3 separate regions of the Mus musculus genome follow, and regions 1 and 3 are each linked to region 2. Evidence: chromatin loops called from intact Hi-C (ENCODE). Cell type or tissue: heart. All regions are shown on one strand. Each heading gives the region's core, and the rest is flanking DNA. Links, peaks and the distances in the headings are about the cores only.

What was found. Hi-C counts contacts between places; a loop is a spot of excess contacts. Peaks named below come from ENCODE experiments on the same cell type or tissue, not always from the same donor. Only the 100,000 strongest peaks of a DNase experiment are listed, where the experiment ranks them.
Region 1: a loop joins it to region 2, with 2.0 times the contacts of the local background. A loop is called at or near these places in 2 of 42 quality-filtered maps.
Region 3: a loop joins it to region 2, with 2.6 times the contacts of the local background. A loop is called at or near these places in 16 of 42 quality-filtered maps.

What each region holds. Positions count from the first base shown.
Region 1 is chr15:36,235,431-36,240,792 of GRCm38, forward strand. Spag1 (sperm associated antigen 1) reads left to right here. Exons shown (of 20, transcript NM_001359982.1): 20 at 1-191. Rnf19a (ring finger protein 19A) reads right to left here. Exons shown (of 10, transcript NM_013923.2): 10 at 4,504-5,362. Mir8097 (microRNA 8097) reads right to left here and starts at 4,734; the gene lies at 4,616-4,734. In heart, for the core only: no CTCF peak of the experiment used is centred there; no DNase peak of the experiment used is centred there.
Region 2 is chr15:36,177,526-36,182,887 of GRCm38, forward strand. Spag1 (sperm associated antigen 1) reads left to right here. Exons shown (of 20, transcript NM_001359982.1): 2 at 926-1,078; 3 at 4,171-4,318. The coding sequence starts at 1,045. Among named protein-coding and RNA genes, the nearest start is that of Spag1, 3.5 kb to the left of the region's middle. In heart, for the core only: a CTCF peak has its summit at 2,161 (motif pointing right); a DNase peak (open chromatin) is centred at 2,136; H3K4me3 peaks cover 840 bases; H3K27ac peaks cover 749 bases.
Region 3 is chr15:36,259,672-36,265,033 of GRCm38, forward strand. Rnf19a (ring finger protein 19A) reads right to left here. Exons shown (of 10, transcript NM_013923.2): 3 at 344-552. Among named protein-coding and RNA genes, the nearest start is that of Rnf19a, 21 kb to the right of the region's middle. In heart, for the core only: CTCF peaks have their summits at 2,710 (motif pointing left) and 4,910 (motif pointing left); no DNase peak of the experiment used is centred there.

The DNA of each region.
Region 1 (5,362 bases), core at 142-5,141, 58 kb after region 2:
TTGCTTGTAAGCAATAAAACTGTATGAAACAAATTCACCCTGCTTTTGTATTTGAATTGTCCCCCACCCCAACTTTTTGTTTTCTGCTTTATTTCTTTACTCTAACAAGTGGAAAAAGTCACTGGATACTCCTTTTTCTGTGTTAAAGGTATTTTCTACACAATAAACATTCAAGCCTTTATTTACTGTGAGTATGCCTGCGTGTCTGTATGTGTATCTTGTACATGCAAGCTACATAGGCCAGAAGAGCGCACTGGGTCCTATCATTAAGGATGGGATGAGCCTCCCGGAATTGTCTCTGCAAACCCAGCCATCTCTGCAAGCCTCAGCATTCAGGTCTTCCCCCAGTGTGTCCTCATTCCCTTCTGAGTCCCAGGAGCATTCTTTCCAATATTCTGTTGTTCATTTTAAAGTTAGGTGAACATCATTTTCATATCTCACTTTTACAATCACAGTATTTAAGACTCATTGTGGGTAAATGGTACCTTCCCAACTCTGCCACTTTTTTTCCCTCAAGCAGGTCTCTCCTTTGTCCTGAGGTGGAAACCTACTGTAAGTAGTTCTCTAACCTGTAAACAAATATGGTTTTTCCTACACTTTATCCCCTTGGTTTCACTCCTATCACTAGATAGGGGTGGGGGGTGGGGAGGGAGGTCCCTAAATCTAATTTCTTCCTTTTTGTTTCTTTGAGCATGACTACTAACAAACTACAACCAACCCCCTGAAGGACCACCATGCCTATCGGGGCCCTAGCATTTATATAGCCTCTGAAAAATACTCAGGATTTCAAACAACACACCAACAGAAGTTATCTCAGCTGGCAAAACCATGCCTCTGCTAGAACACGAAGCAAATCATAGCTGCTGTGGACAATCCAAAGCAGCCCATATCTCTGTATCTAGGATTAAAATAAAAACATCCTTAGAATATTGTGTTATTTAGAGAAACCAAAATTCCAGAACTGTCACTACATGTTTTCTCCTTCTTAATATTATTTTTGTAGACAGTGGACAATGGATTGTTGCATATACATACATTGGCAGTCTCTTAAGATATTTATGGTGTCGTAGCTTGTTCAAGTATACTCTGCTGCTCACACCACACAGCACTCAGGACACTCCTCTGAATAGGGATGGGTGACAAACTGCATTCATCCATGTTACTGGAAGAGGATGAGATGACCACCTTGAATGTTTTACATATGCTATCTCCAGGAGAAACAGGCAGACAAGTGACTGGTGCTGGAGCTCTGGCACCCCCTCCTGGGTCCTGGCCTGCGACAGTTCTCACATGCAGCTGGCCACAGGGATCAACTACCCTTCCGTACACACTAACCACTGTACCTGCAGCATGTGGCCCAGGATGCTGAGTGCCAGGCACTCAATGAGTGGACCTGGAAGGCTGCTTTCCAAGGTCAGATCGGAGAAGCTCCAATTTTTGAGAAGACTCTGAAGAGGAGACACTCTCTGGCCCCCTCTTGGGGTGCCTGCATAGTCAGATCTTGTAAGCCCTCAGACAGCTGGAACTCAGGCATGGCCAGCCTACTGGCTGAGAAGCTCCATATGCAACCACTAAATCTGAAGGGAACTATTTATGACCCTCAGAAAGAAGCACTGGTGGGGATAACCCTTAAATTATTCTTAATTTGGAGGGAAAAAAAAAACAATGAAATCAAATATAAAGCTCTCTAGTAGAAAAAAAAAAGTGTGAATGGAGTTTTCAAGGACCCTGGGGGCAACAGGGACAATGGTATAGAATCTAAGCCAGGTTGTGAAACAGACTCCAGTCCATGAGAAAAAAGAGCTAAGGACTAAATTGCTTTGCTGCAGAATCTTCAGCGTCACACCAAGGCCACACGTGGCAGCACAGCGGAAAAGCGACTTGATTATCTGTCTTCCCTTAGGGTTTTAACAGTGCCTGAGGCAGGTTTACAGCCATTTGCTCTATGCTTTTGTCTTTTTAGGTCAGTGTTTTTGTCTGTGCAGCAGAAATGACCGTTTCCTACAATGGAGTGGTATGTTGGGAGCTAATTCAGTCAGTGAAGTTTCACCCTGTGCTACACAGGGGTTTACCAAGATGCGACAACAAAAAAGAAAGCGTCCTGGCGAGTGTGCCAGAGCTGCAATCACACACAGTGCTGCTGAGAACAGACAGTGTCAAGTTTCTCAGAAACTTAACACAACTGCTACTGGCCCAATCATTCCTAGACCCATGAAAAGAAGATATATGAGAACATTATCATAAAAATAACAAAGCAGAGACCACTGAAACATCTACCATCCACTGACTCAAGTGTTAACAAATGTTCCAGAGGAACCCCTGGTGCTAATGAAAATGTCCTGCAGTTAGTGACGGCCATACAAACCTTTGATCAGAGTAAGAACTATTGAACATGACACTTCATGGTATGGGAACTGTATCTTAAAGGAGGTAAACCCAAGGCCTCCAGACCAGTCCTGCAAGGCAACAGTTTGTACTTCAGGGAACTTACTGAGTAAAAGCTAAAGGAGCAGAAACCTATGACTTAAGATAGGTTAGGATGGTCACTCTCAGTCCTGCTTCACACTGTCCTAGAGGCTGAAGTCAGTACAACAGGCCAAAGAGCACACCTACAAAAGGTTTCCAGACTACAAAGGAAGAAGCAAAGTATTTTCAGACATAATTTCTGACGTAATTTTCTACATATAAAATCCTAAAGAATCTTATCTATAAAGTTATATCTATAAAGTTATAGATATGACTGTCAATGAGTGAAAAATCAACAGTACATTTGGAACAATCAAAACTGAGGCTTATGGGGAAAGGCGTGGTGGCACATGCCTTCAGTGCCAGCAAAGGAGGCAAAGACAGCCTGGTCTACAGAGCAAATCCCAGGCCAACCAAGCTACACAGTGAGAGCCCATCTCAAAAAACACCAATACATAAAAAAAAAAAAGTGAAAAACTAACACTGTACATACAATTTAGGGCTAGAGTTTGATCAAGATCAGGTCTGAATGATACAATCAGACAAACTAACAAGACATCTATCACATGCAACACACAAATACAATGCACATACAAACATCAACAGATAGCAAGGCATGATCTTTTGTGAATCTAATTATAATACTTGGGAGGCTGAGGCAGGAGAATCATGAGTTCAACAACAACCTGAACCAACCAACCAACCAACCAACCAAACAAACAAACAAACAAAAACATACTAAAAATACAAACAAAAAACCAACTTCCCCCCCAAACAAAACTAACCAAATAAAAATCCAAAAACCAGAGTCCTATAAGTAAAACAGGCTGGCAGGATGGCTCAGCAGGTAAAGGTGCTTTGTGGCACAAGCCTGAGAACCTGCGTTTTATCTTAAAGACCCAAATAAAAGTAGAAGAACAGAACTACTTCAAAAAGTTGTGATCTATATTTGAATGTTATGTGCGCCCCATCAAATATTAATTTTTTGGGGGGGGTTTCAAGACAGGGTTTCTCTGTATAGCCCTGGCTGTCCTGAAACTCACTTTGTAGACCAGCCTGGCCTCGAACTCAGAAATCTGCCTGCCTCTGCCTCTCGAGTGCTGGGATTAAAGGCGTGCGCCACCACACCCGGCTCATATATTAATTTTTAAAAACAATAAAAAATTTACCTTTATAGCTTTGTATAAATTCAAAAAATTTCCAAAACACAGTGTTCATAAAATAGAAGCTGGGCATGGTGGTGAATGCCTGCAATTCCAGCACTCAAAAGAAGCAGAGGCTGAAGGATCTCTGAGTTCAAGTCCAGCCTGGTTTAGCATAGTAAGTTCCAGGACAGCTAGAACTAAAAAGAAGAAAAAGATAAAAAAGAATCCACAGGGAGGAGGGGAATAAAGGTGGAAATCTGCCATGGAGAAAAAGGTTAGTTCTAATATTGTTGGTTAAGAAATTCAGCAAGTATTTTCTTTGGGCTAACTCAGAATCATCTCAATGGCTTGTAACGTTGATGAATTTTGCAACATATCAAATGTGATGGCTTTACATAGTAAAAATTACATCTGGAATTAAAATTCAATCAGGTGAACACATTTGTGAGGGATTGTTCGGAATTAAATCATTTGAAATGGCCAGACCCACCTTTAACCTGGATCTTGAGGTAGGAAGATCTGTCTACCTTTAGTGTGAGCCATGCCTTCTAGAGGCAGCCTAGATAAAAAACATGAAAAAGGAAGCTTTTGCAGTTTGCAAAAGTGAAGTCTATTCTTTCACTGGCATTAGAGCCTACTTCTTTGGGATTCTGTCATATACAGAAGACCAGGTGAGACATCAGCCTTATGGACTAAATAGTTACGGTATTCTTGGAGTGTTACTGGTAGACAAACATTGTTCGACTAGCTGGACCACAGCCTGTAGTAAGCCACAAATCTCCTTTTCTATTTGTATAGATTCATTTTATCAATTCTGTCCCTATAGAGAACCCCAACTAATATAACAAATGAGTAATCCATTGTTGTAAAAATTCCTGGGCACACACCAAATCCATTAGTATTTACATTTATTTCATGTCTGCTGTTCACACACTCATTACTGAACAAAATTGGAATGCAAACAAATGTACAAATACCATAATGAGCAGTATCAGCTAAAAGAGCTGGCACTAGTGTTCTCTAAGCAGATTAATGGATGCAGCGAGGAAAACGACGGACGGCACACGGCTGCAGCCCGGACATTTTCCTTGTTTACCAAAAGAAAATGCTCAGTAGCACCATAATGGTAACACTTAGAGGAAACACCTAAGGTGGAGTACTTGACCACTATGAGGTTAGTCTGCCGGGAGAGCTGTGTGGGAAGTCAATAGTGCAGGCAGTATTTTGGCCAACTTCTGCTCGTGTCAGCTGAACATCCCCCGTAAACAAAAGGAAAAGGAAACAAAGCCACACGTAGACCTTTTATATAAGCTTGGTACAAGCTCTGCATTGTTTTGATTTCATGGTTCAAAAAGATATACATGTTAAAAATTGAGGTTATGTAACGTTAAATTTACTAAAGCCTGAGTGTGTCTTTGGTAGGTGAATACTTTTTCAGTGTAGTTAATAATCACATTCATGTTTACCTATTTCCTGTATTTTTCTATATAATCCAAGGTGACTAGAGAAGACATTATGGGAAATGATAGAGAAAAATCCTCAAATGACGAGGCTCATAAAACCCAGTCTCTCCCAAAGGCACCAAGAATCAAAGGGCACTAACTTGCCTTAGTGACAGGTGACTGTAATACTTCCATCCTAATGGGACCGTCTTCTGCCACTGTCAGTCCCTTAGTTACCTTTTACCGTCTTCTAAAATGGCAACAACCACACTTGAGATATGTAACAGTACCAAGTATTTCTACTTCAGA
Region 2 (5,362 bases), core at 144-5,143:
AAGACAGCTGGTCAGAGGACTGGCTCAGCAGTTGAGAGCACTTGCTGTACTTTCAAAGGTCCCTGGTTCTGTTTGAATATCCATGTTGGGTCTGTCCTAACAGACTGGAACTCCAGTTCCAGGGCATCTGACACTGCCTTCTGGGTGTGTGCATACAGTCCACACAGACTTTGGTAGAATAAGTTTCCTCACTTACGTAGGTGCACACATCCCTCAGACCACATAGTTCTGGGCATTGGGTGTAGTGAAACCTGTCTGAAATCCCACTGCTTGGGAGGTAGAGGCCGGAGGATATAGAAGGGGTTCAAGGTTGTCTCTGGCTACGTAGCTACGTAGAGGCTAAGAGTGACTACTAGAACAGCCAGCGCTCCTCCAAGGTGCTCCCCTCTGTTGCTTTACTCTGTGTCTTACTAAGTTTTCTGGACTCTGCAAATCCTCCTTCCTCCTGGGTAATTAGGAGTGCAGGCCTACACTACCAGGCACAGCTTGAAATACTTTGCTGTTGAAGAGCTCTGTAAGAATAAACTTTGTTGGCTCTTGTGAGTTAGCCGTGTAACTCTTACTAAGCCTTTTTTTTTTTTTTTTTTTTTTTTGGTTTTTCGAGACAGGGTTTCTCTGTGTAGCCCTGGCTGTCCTGGAACTCACTTTGTAGACCAGGCTGGCCTCAAACTCAGAAATCCGCCTGCCTCTGCCTCCCGAGTGCTGGGATTACAGGCTTAAGCCTTTCTTTACATATCTCTTTGTTGGTCTCTTTATGACTACAGATATTTTTTTTGCTTGCCCACAGTCTTCAGATTATTTTGACCTTTTTCAATTCAGCACAGATTGTATAGCCAGAAGAAAACATGAAGTGTGGAAAGAAAATTACAAGCCCATGCATGGCATGACAGCCTTTCTCCAGATTGTTACAGTTTTTCCTCTGCAGGAAATCAGTGCTTCGGAAGTTCAGGTGTTTGCTTGAGACTCGCTTTGCTGTCTGGATGCTGTTCACATAAGTGAGACAGCTTAAGGATTATCCGAAAGATTGAGTCTTCATCTATAAATATGCAGTTTAGCATTCTCCAACATGAAACCCTAAGTAAGTATATAAATGTAATGGGTTGAGCATTGGAATTGATACCAGCCACAGTGGCCCCTTCCTGCAGACTTTTCTAAAAAGGAGAATTTATTGGATTCCTGTTATGAACTGGGCACCAAATCTGAAATGTATTTAAAATGGAAGTTTCTCCACAAAACGACCTCTACTGTTTTATTCATCTGAATTGCTTCTGTCAATCATGTTTGTATCTCCAGCACTCTAAGGGGTACCTTGCTCTTCACCATCCTCTCAGGAAATGTGGCTGTAGGAAAAGAGGAAAATGTGCCTTTCATTTATTCTTGTTCAAAGGATGGTAGATAAGTAAACCTAGTGTGCAACAGAGTCTGACGTTTCAATTAAGTATTTCAGTTACGTAGGACTAGACACCACTTCCCTTAGGAGTACAGCGGTCTATTAACAGCGTTTTAAGTGGTGTATGTGGTACACACCTTTAATCCGAGTACTCGGGAGGGAGAGGCAGGCGTATCTACAGAGGGAGTTCCAGGATAGTCAAGGCTACACGCAGAAATCCTGTCACGAAAAATCAAAACAAAGCAAAAAGAAACACCTTCTAACTTACTGTAAAACAGACTAAATCCCAAGGGGGCGGGGGTCTGCCCTCTGTGAGGGCAGAAATTGGCTGCGGCCTGTGAAGCCAATCAGCGGGCAGCAGGGGTAGCCAATTGCGGGTCAGAGGGCTTAGTCTCCGCCCAGCCGCATTGGGCACCGGCTCGGGTCTCGGGTCGGCATCCTCCGCTGGCTACAGAGACCCAGGTGAGCACCCTCGGGGCGTGGAGAAGCGGCCGCACACGCACACTGTCGACGAACGTCCTTTCTAGTCTGGGAAGGCGATTGGATCTTTCCACCGCTGTGGTTCACACGGGGGTGGAGTTGCCGCACTGTGGTTTCCTGGGGACAGCCATCTGCTTCAGCCCCCAGCCCAAGCCGGAGGAAGGACTCCCTGCGCCAAAGCTTGCAGGTTGGCCCAAGAGCTAGTTCCCAGGCTCGTCCTAGACACTTTACCTGGGTCTGGCGGTGCCTGGAAACCGTTGCCATGGCTGGGGCGTGCCACTTCCGTTTCTGGCTGCAGAGGGCGCCGGCTGCCTGAGTAGGAGAAGCTGAGTTTTCACGTTACTGGGGTTACCAGGAAACGCTATGGTAGTTTGCACAGGAGATATTACTACTACACTGATTAGGAAATACAGGAAATGAATGTGAGCAGGGTGATGGCAAATAAATCAGACCCAGCCATGATCAAGCTTTTAGACAGAAAGACTGAAAAGAAATACGGAAAAATTCTCCCGAGAACAATCTAAATGCCCAGAAAGCTAACATTTCTAATTGCCACAGGTTTAAGGATTTTACACAGGGAAATAAAAAGAAAGAAAGAAACATACTTCAGAAGAACTTAGAAAAGCTTGTGAGTCTTGATGAATGTGCTTTTATTGCGTAGTGTGAACGTAAGTTTGTAATATGTGCTTTTTGTGTGTTTGTTTTTAATTGTCAGATTGACACAAACTGGGGTCATCTGGCAAAAGGGAATTAAAACTGAGGAATTGCCTCTATCAGATTGGAAAGTCTGTGGGGTATTTCTGATTAATGATTGATGGTGGAGGGTCCAGCCTGCCGTGGGTGGTCCTGGGAGTTATAAGAAAGATGGCTGCCTTGGGAAGTGAGCCAGTGAGCAGCACCCCTCTATGGCCTCCGATTCAGCTCCTGCCTCCATGTTCTTGCCCTGAGTTCCAGCCCCACTCCATTCAGTGATGAATTGTAATCTGTGAGATGAGATAAGCCTGCTCCTTCCCAAGTTGCTTTTGGTCATGGTGTTTGTCCCAGCAACAGAAGGAAAACTGGGTTTGGTTTGGTTTTTCTGCCAAATCTATGTTAGTGTGGAGATTTCATGACAGAATACAAAAGTTTTATAAATCTGAAAGCTTTTTAAAAATAGGGTTTTTGTTTTGTTTTGTTTTGTTTTGTTTGTTTATTGAGATGGATCTCACCATGTAACCTTGACTGGCCAAAACTTGATATGAAGACCAAGCTGGGGGGCTGGTGAGATGGCTCAGTGGGTAAAAGTACCCGACTGCTCTTCCAAAGGTCCAGTGTTCAAGTCCCAGCAACCACAAGGTGGCTCACAACCATCCATAACAAGACCTGACGCCCTCTTCTGGTGTGTCTGAAGACAGCTACAGTGTACTTACATATAATAAATGAATAAATCTTTTAAAAAAAAAAAAAAAGAAGACCAAGCTGGTCTAGAACTCAGAAAGATCCGCCTGCTCCCAAACTCTGGAGCTAAAGGCATCTGGCTCCACTTTGTGTCTTTGTTTAATTCTTTAGATTTTTTAAGTTTGGGGAAGGAATTAAGAGTGTTTTAAACAGACTACTATTTTATTATATAAAGATTGTGCCTGCATGTGTGTCTGCATCACACATCCTGTGTCCACAGAAGCCAGAGACAGCCCCAGATGACCTGGAGGAGAAATGACAGGACTGCTGTGGACACTGGCAGTCCACCCCGGGCTCTGCTCTCGGCCACTGAGCCATCTCCTCAGTCCCACACTTAGCAACCGACTGTTACGTGCCAACCTGTTGAGATACACAACTTCATTTCAGGAGGCTTTGTCGCTTGTGCCCACATCTGTGTGGGAGGGCTTAACTTTCTAGCACCCAGTGACAGCTTCACTTCATGTCAGAAGCATGCAGTTCTACTTCATCAAGAAGCCCTCAAACCTGATTTTTATATAACCTGTAGTTTTTGCACCCGAATGTTTTATCGTTCTGTCAGGCCTTGTTTAAGGTGAAGTCTTAGATAATACATGTATGATGAATATTTTGACTTGGTTAATATTGAGAGGAAAGTTCAAAACAGACAACCTTCCTCTTTGAGGAAAAAAAAAATCACTCTGCTTATTTCCCTCTAAGATCACTCAGGACTACCTAGATTGAGCTAAATTATATATACATACATATATACATATACATGTGTGTATATATATTATTACATACATATGATAATGTTATATGATATATATAATTGAGCTAAATTATGTATATTAGATTCACATCTGTTTTTTTACATTATGTTTCAGCCATGACTGCTAAGGCTAAGGACTGTCCATCATTGTGGGGCTTTGGAACAACAAAAACATTTAAAATTCCCATCGAACATTTGGATTTCAAGTATATTGAAAACTGTTCAGATGTGAAACACCTGGAAAAAATTCTTTATGTGCTGAGGTAAGCATTTAAAAAATGATTTCATGCTTTTTATGCCATTGCCTTCAGGGAGACAAATCAACAATGGAAGTGTTGGGGAATTTTCAAATATTGAAGTCAGTACATAGGTCCCTGATTGGTTTGATTCTGTGGTTTTGGACCACATGAGACATGGCTGGTTAGGATCCAAGTGGGTAGTCAGCTGGCCTCCATTGGCTGTCCAAGAAAAGGTAAAGCCATGGAAACATGCTACTGGGGGAGGCGCACTTTTTGGTTCTCTGACAGCTAAGGGTGACTCTCTGCTGCCTGATCCCAGGGAAGATGGTGGAGAGCCTGAAACAGGAAGTTATCCGAGCCTGGTGATGTCAAATCTTGTATGGGTGTCCAGATGTAGTTGTTTTGAGTGCCTCATTCTCAGCCGTTCCACTTCAGGAAGCCTGAGAAGGGAAGCGAGCTTTTAACAATGCAGCTGATTGTCATGAGTTTCAAGAGTCTCTGCCCCATGGAGTACCAACCTGGGATGTCAGTGGGTTTCCTGAGAGATTGGATTTGAAGAAGAGCGTTCGGCTGCAGAAGCACTTGTGGCTCCTGAGCCAACAGCCTTCCCAGGATGCAGTCATGATTCTTGGCTCTTCACTGGTCCTTGCTTTTATTTTCTCTGACCTTCTTCCCTTTAAAAGACTTATGTATGTATGTATGTATGAATGTATGTATGTATGTATGTATGTATCTTGGCACATGTATGCCAGTGCCCAAGGAGGCCTGTGGAGTTCAGAACTTCATCTAGCTTTCTAGGGAAGGGATTCTGTTTCTTGAGTGGTTTACTTTAAGAGTGTTTTGTCTAAGCTGTTTCTCAGCCATTTTCTCCTCATACATTAAAAACCAACAAACAGTCCTGGAGAGATGGCTCAGTGGTTAAGAGCACTGACTACTCTTCCGGAAGTCCTGAGTTCAATTCCCAGCAACCACATGGTGGCTCACAACCATCTGTAATGGGGATCCGATGCTCTCTTCTGGTGTGTCTGAAGACAGCTACAGTGTACTCACATATATACAAATAATTAA
Region 3 (5,362 bases), core at 159-5,158, 82 kb after region 2:
AAATCAGATAGGGACTAGGCAGAGGGCTCAGTAAGGAAAGTACTTTCTTCATATTTATGAAGATCAAAGTTTGAATCCCCGGAAATCACACACAGACGGGCAAACAAGCACAGAAGTACACACACGTCTGCAATCCCAGTGCTTCTATGGTGAAATGGAAGGCAGGGACAGGGGAAGTCCAGGGTAGCTCTACTGACATACACAACAGAAAAAAAATAAGGCACCCTGTTTAAGGCAAGCAAAAGGTGAGGACCTACACCCACATTATCCTCTGATCTCCACTCATTTGCCCCCTCACGCCCCACCCCACCCCACCCCGAGTATATAAATACAGACATAATACCTGCTGCTCCAGATTCCTGGCTGTAACTAATAGATGAAGAACGTATAGTTCTTAAGCGTAAACTTTGGGCTCTTTCCTGTCGAGCAGCATCACAGGTCTGGTTTGGATGCCAGATCTGTTTACAGTGGTAGCAAAACTCTGTTCCACAGCCTTCTCGCCCACAAGTTAGTTTTGGACAGCTGGCACATCCAAATGCTATCACAGCGTATCTTGAAAAAAAAAAAGGAAAATGATTTAAAACGCATCACAAAACAAAAGCAACTTAGTAAAAATTGAAAAAAAGAATCCACTTAAAACACTCAGAGAGCACTTTTCATATCTGCATTAATACACATCATAAACAGCTACAGTCTAACCAACACGAAATAAGAAAAAGGACAGTTATAAATCAAAGGATATAAATGACTTTTAAAATTTCTAAATTCTTTACTTTTGAATTTTAGCCAGGTGTGGGTGGGGTGCATGAATTCCAGCACTCAGAGGCAGAGGCTGGCAGATCTTTGTGAGTTCAAAGCCAGGACTATATGAGAAGACCCTGTCTCAAACAAACTAAACAATAACAATGTCACATAATAATCTCATGGACTTCTACTGGAAGTGAAATAGACTTGGGGTGGAGTTGAAGAAGATGGCGAGTACATTTACGACTGGCCTTAATGTCTATTCTCTCAGTAAGTATTTTTAATATTTAAAATTTTAAACTTGAATTTGGGTACTGTTAAGACATTTGTCCCAGAGAAATTAAATTATCTTCACATCAACTTTCATAGCAGATATATTCATAATAGCCCCAACTGAAAAAAGGACCCAAATGTCCATCAACCAGCAAATGACTAGGCTGTCATGCACAGCTCCTACACAAGCATCAAAACAAATGACTGACAGAAGTAACAAGATGTAATCTCTGGGAGATTACTTCAAGTTAAAAAAAAAAAAAGTCAGTTTTAGAAAGTTACAAACTACATGCCTCTGTATGTGTAACAATTGAAATGACAGGCTTTAGAAATGGAAAGTGGATTAATGACTGCCAGGGCTCAAGGGAGAGAGCGGGAGGGAGTAGACACTTAGAATGACATGAGGGATTATTACCTTTTTTAAAAAATTGGGCTTTTTACTTGATTGCTTTGTTTTGTCTTAAATTTGAGACAGGGTCTTACTAAATTACTACATCTGAACTTGCTATCAGCCAGGCAGACCATGACCGTGTGCTCCTGCCTCAGCTTCTTCAGTTAGGGGTAGTGTTACAGCTGGCTGTAACTAGCAGCGTAAAAGATTGTGATATCCTTGACTGTGATGGTAGGCACACAAATCTACACCTGACACAAAATTCTATGTAAACCCAGCCCGCATCAGTTAGCTAGTACACATAAGAAGGGAGTCTGGGTAAGACGGAGACTGTGTGTAGTGACCTGAATGGTTCACCCTCCCCCACCCCATACAGCACTTGAGTGCTGAGCTGGAGGAAGCATGTCGCCGGAGGTGTGCTTTAAGGTTTCGGAAGCCACGTGCCAGTTCCCCTTTGCTCTCTGCTCCTCACTGCTCCCACGTGAGATGCTGGCTTTCAGCAGTTCCTTCCACCATGACTGCGGCTGCCCTTGCTCCCCCACTATGATGGTGATGGGCTCATCCTTAGGCACAGCAAGTTATCATAGCAACAGATAAGTAAATAATGCACTGAATCTATGCCCCAATCCTTCTATGGCAGAAGCGATGACCATACTGTGATACAGCTCTGTAAAATGGTAATGGGGGAGAGGAACAAACTGATACACGGGAGCAGTTCTATTCCTGTAAGTGCATATACATGAGCATATACAAATGAGTTGTCAAAACTTAGAGCTTTCTAGTTCTTATTGAAAGCAACATCAAACAAGCCTATCGATTAAGTTTTTGTTTGTTTGTTTTTAAAATACCAACACTTTATGGAAAGTTAGGGGAGTTTTGATGTTCTTCTTGTTACTGGCAACAAATTTTAAGTAATAATCATAACTAAGATTGTATCAAATTTCAAGACTATCTGCATAACTACGAGACTTGAAGAAGCAGGACATTCCACCCTTTTTGATTTACTGCTTAAGCATCCCATTCTTCATAGTCAAAGTTTTCACCTTAAATTCTATTGTACTTCTGGGAGAATTTGTTGAAATAGTACAAATTAATGGCAATTTAAATAAAAGGGGGAATTTAGAATTTCATTTCCCTGCATTTTAAGATAACCAATGAAGGGCTGGAGAGATGACTCAGCAGTTAAGAGCACTTGCTGTTCTTACAGAGGAACTAGGTTACATTTTCAGCACCCACATCCATAAAGTAGTTCACAATGGTCTGTAACTCCAGGCACAGGAGATTTGATGCCCTCTTCTGGACTCCATAGGCATTACATACATGGCATTACATACAAGTGGTACACAGATTTACATGCAGCAAAACACCCATACACATAAATATAATACTTAAATTTAAAAAAAAAAAAAGAAGCTAATTCACTGTAGTTTCAGGTATGGTGGAAAGAATCTACATTTTATTTTCAACTCTAAAATATTTATTCAATTTTAATACATAATGTGGCAAGTGAGTAAATAATCCATGTATGTTTTCTTGTTATTTTTTTCTTTTATAACTATCGCTAATCTTCTCTGATTTTGTTGTGGGTCCCTTAGATTTAACCGTCCCAGTTTATGCTGGCCAGTTTCTGACATTTCATTAAATAACTTGTATTCTGGGGTTCCATGAAGAATACTAAAAAAACCACATTCTTCTTCTCCATGATATATACAAGACTCATTTCTCTGTGTTTTACAGTAGCATTAGATGTAATGATCCTTAGAAAGGTTCCTTTAGGTAAAATGTTTGTCCATCTCAAAATCTAACTTCAGGAGAATGATTTGCAAATCACTGTACCAGTGAAAATATTGTGCAAGTTGGTCTACAGGCTCAAGAGTGATACCATCACATCTAAGCTGTTTGTTTAAACAGGATCCAGGTATAGTGGTGGAAGCAAACTCTGGGATCTATGATGAGTTATACTCTATGTCTAGAAAAATAGCAATAATTTTCTGTAACTTTCAGATAACTTGAGCAAGAGATCCTGGCCCTGGTGTTCCCCTGTACTGAGGCATATCAAGTTTGCAATACTAAGAGGCCTCTCTTCCCAGTGATGGCCGACTAGGCCATCTTCTGCTACATATGCAGCTAGAGACACGAGCTCTGAGGGTACTGGTTAGTTCATACTGTTGTTCCACCTATAGGGTTGCAGACCCCTTCAGCTCCTTATACAACCCTGGCTGGCTTTGAATCTACTGTGTAGCTGAAGGTGACCTTAAATTTCTGACTGTCTGCTTCCACTTCCTAAGTGCTAAATTATAGGCATGCACCAACGCACCCAGCTCATACGGTGCTGGAGGTCAGCACCTCACACACACTAGGCAGGCATTTTACCTGCTGAACGCACCCTTAACCCCTTATAGAGTACCTTTAATGTTTTTGTTGTAACAGACACTTAGTATCAGAAAACATAATTCAAATCTGATAGTAGATTGTACCTGAGTTTTATACAATTAATGAATCATGAACTATTAAGTAAGTTTTTTAATGCTTTATATCACACAGTAATCATTGGTAGACAATTGTGTGTTCAAGGATTTTTCCCACAGAAAATACATAACTTTTTTCATTTAAAACTATAGACAATCTGAAAATTTATTCAACAAGTTCTTTTAAAAATTTTTTTTATTAGGTATTTTCTTCATTTACATTTCCAGTGCTATCCCAAAAGTCCTCCACACCCTCCCACCCCACTCCCCTACCCACCCACTCCCACTTCTTGGCCCTGGCGTTCCCCTATACTGAGGCCTATAAAGTTTGCATGACCAATGGGCCTCTCTTTCCACTGATGGCCGATTAGGCCATCTTCTGCTACATATGCAGCTAGAAACACGAGCTCCGGGGGGTACTGGTTAGTTCATATTGTTGTTCCACCTATAGGATTGCAGATCCCTTTAGCTCCTTGGTTACTTTCTCTAGCTCCTCCATTGGGGGCCCTGTGATCCATCCAATAGCTGACTGTGAGCATCCACTTCTGTGCTTGCTAGGCCCCGGCATAGTCTCACAAGAAACAGCTATATCAGGGTCCTTTCAGGCAAAGCTGAACATTGTACTTAAGAAGTTCTTGAAAATTAGTTTGATTCTGGCAATGAATTCTGAAACTATAATTTGATAAATTCGCATCATAGCTTTCCCTATAATGAAATAATATAGAAATTCAGGGTTTTCATACTCTATTTATATAATGTATGGTGTACTAATGGTATGTTAAATTTTACTATTCATGGCTTTTAATATTTAGCAGTCTTGTATGTGTTTGTATGTAGTAAGTGAAGGATATGCACACACACACACACACACACACACACACACACACACAGAACATGGAGGCACATGCATGTGAAGTCAGGGGCTGATACTAGCTGTCTTCGTTCAATAACTCTCCACTTAATTTAGCTAGACTGGCTGGCTGAAGAGCTTCGAGTATCCACCTGTTTCTGCCTGCCCCCTAGTGATGAGGTTGCAGGTATGCCCACCATGCCTAGCTTTTTTACATGGATTCTGGGACACAGACTCAGATCCCCATGTTTGTTTGCATATCTGTAATTTTGTCAATTGAGCTATCGCTTTCCCATCATTGCTGTTATATTAAGGGCATACAACTGGTTTCTCTTAGTTCTGACAACTGAAGATAATAAATGTATGAACCAAATACATATGCAAAATTAGTTTATTCTAAATGCTGAGCAAATGACATGTCATTTAGAACTTGGGGCAAATGAGTTATTTAACTCCTGTGTGTAGCAAATCTTGAGACTTGAAAATGTTCCCATATGGACATGAATACACAGGTCTGTGGTATAAAATGCCTTTCAAAAGGGTCATTTATTTATGACAACAAATAACCCTAACACAAACATTCTATAATCCCCCAATAAAAACTGCCCATGGATGGGGAAATCCAATTTGCTTATT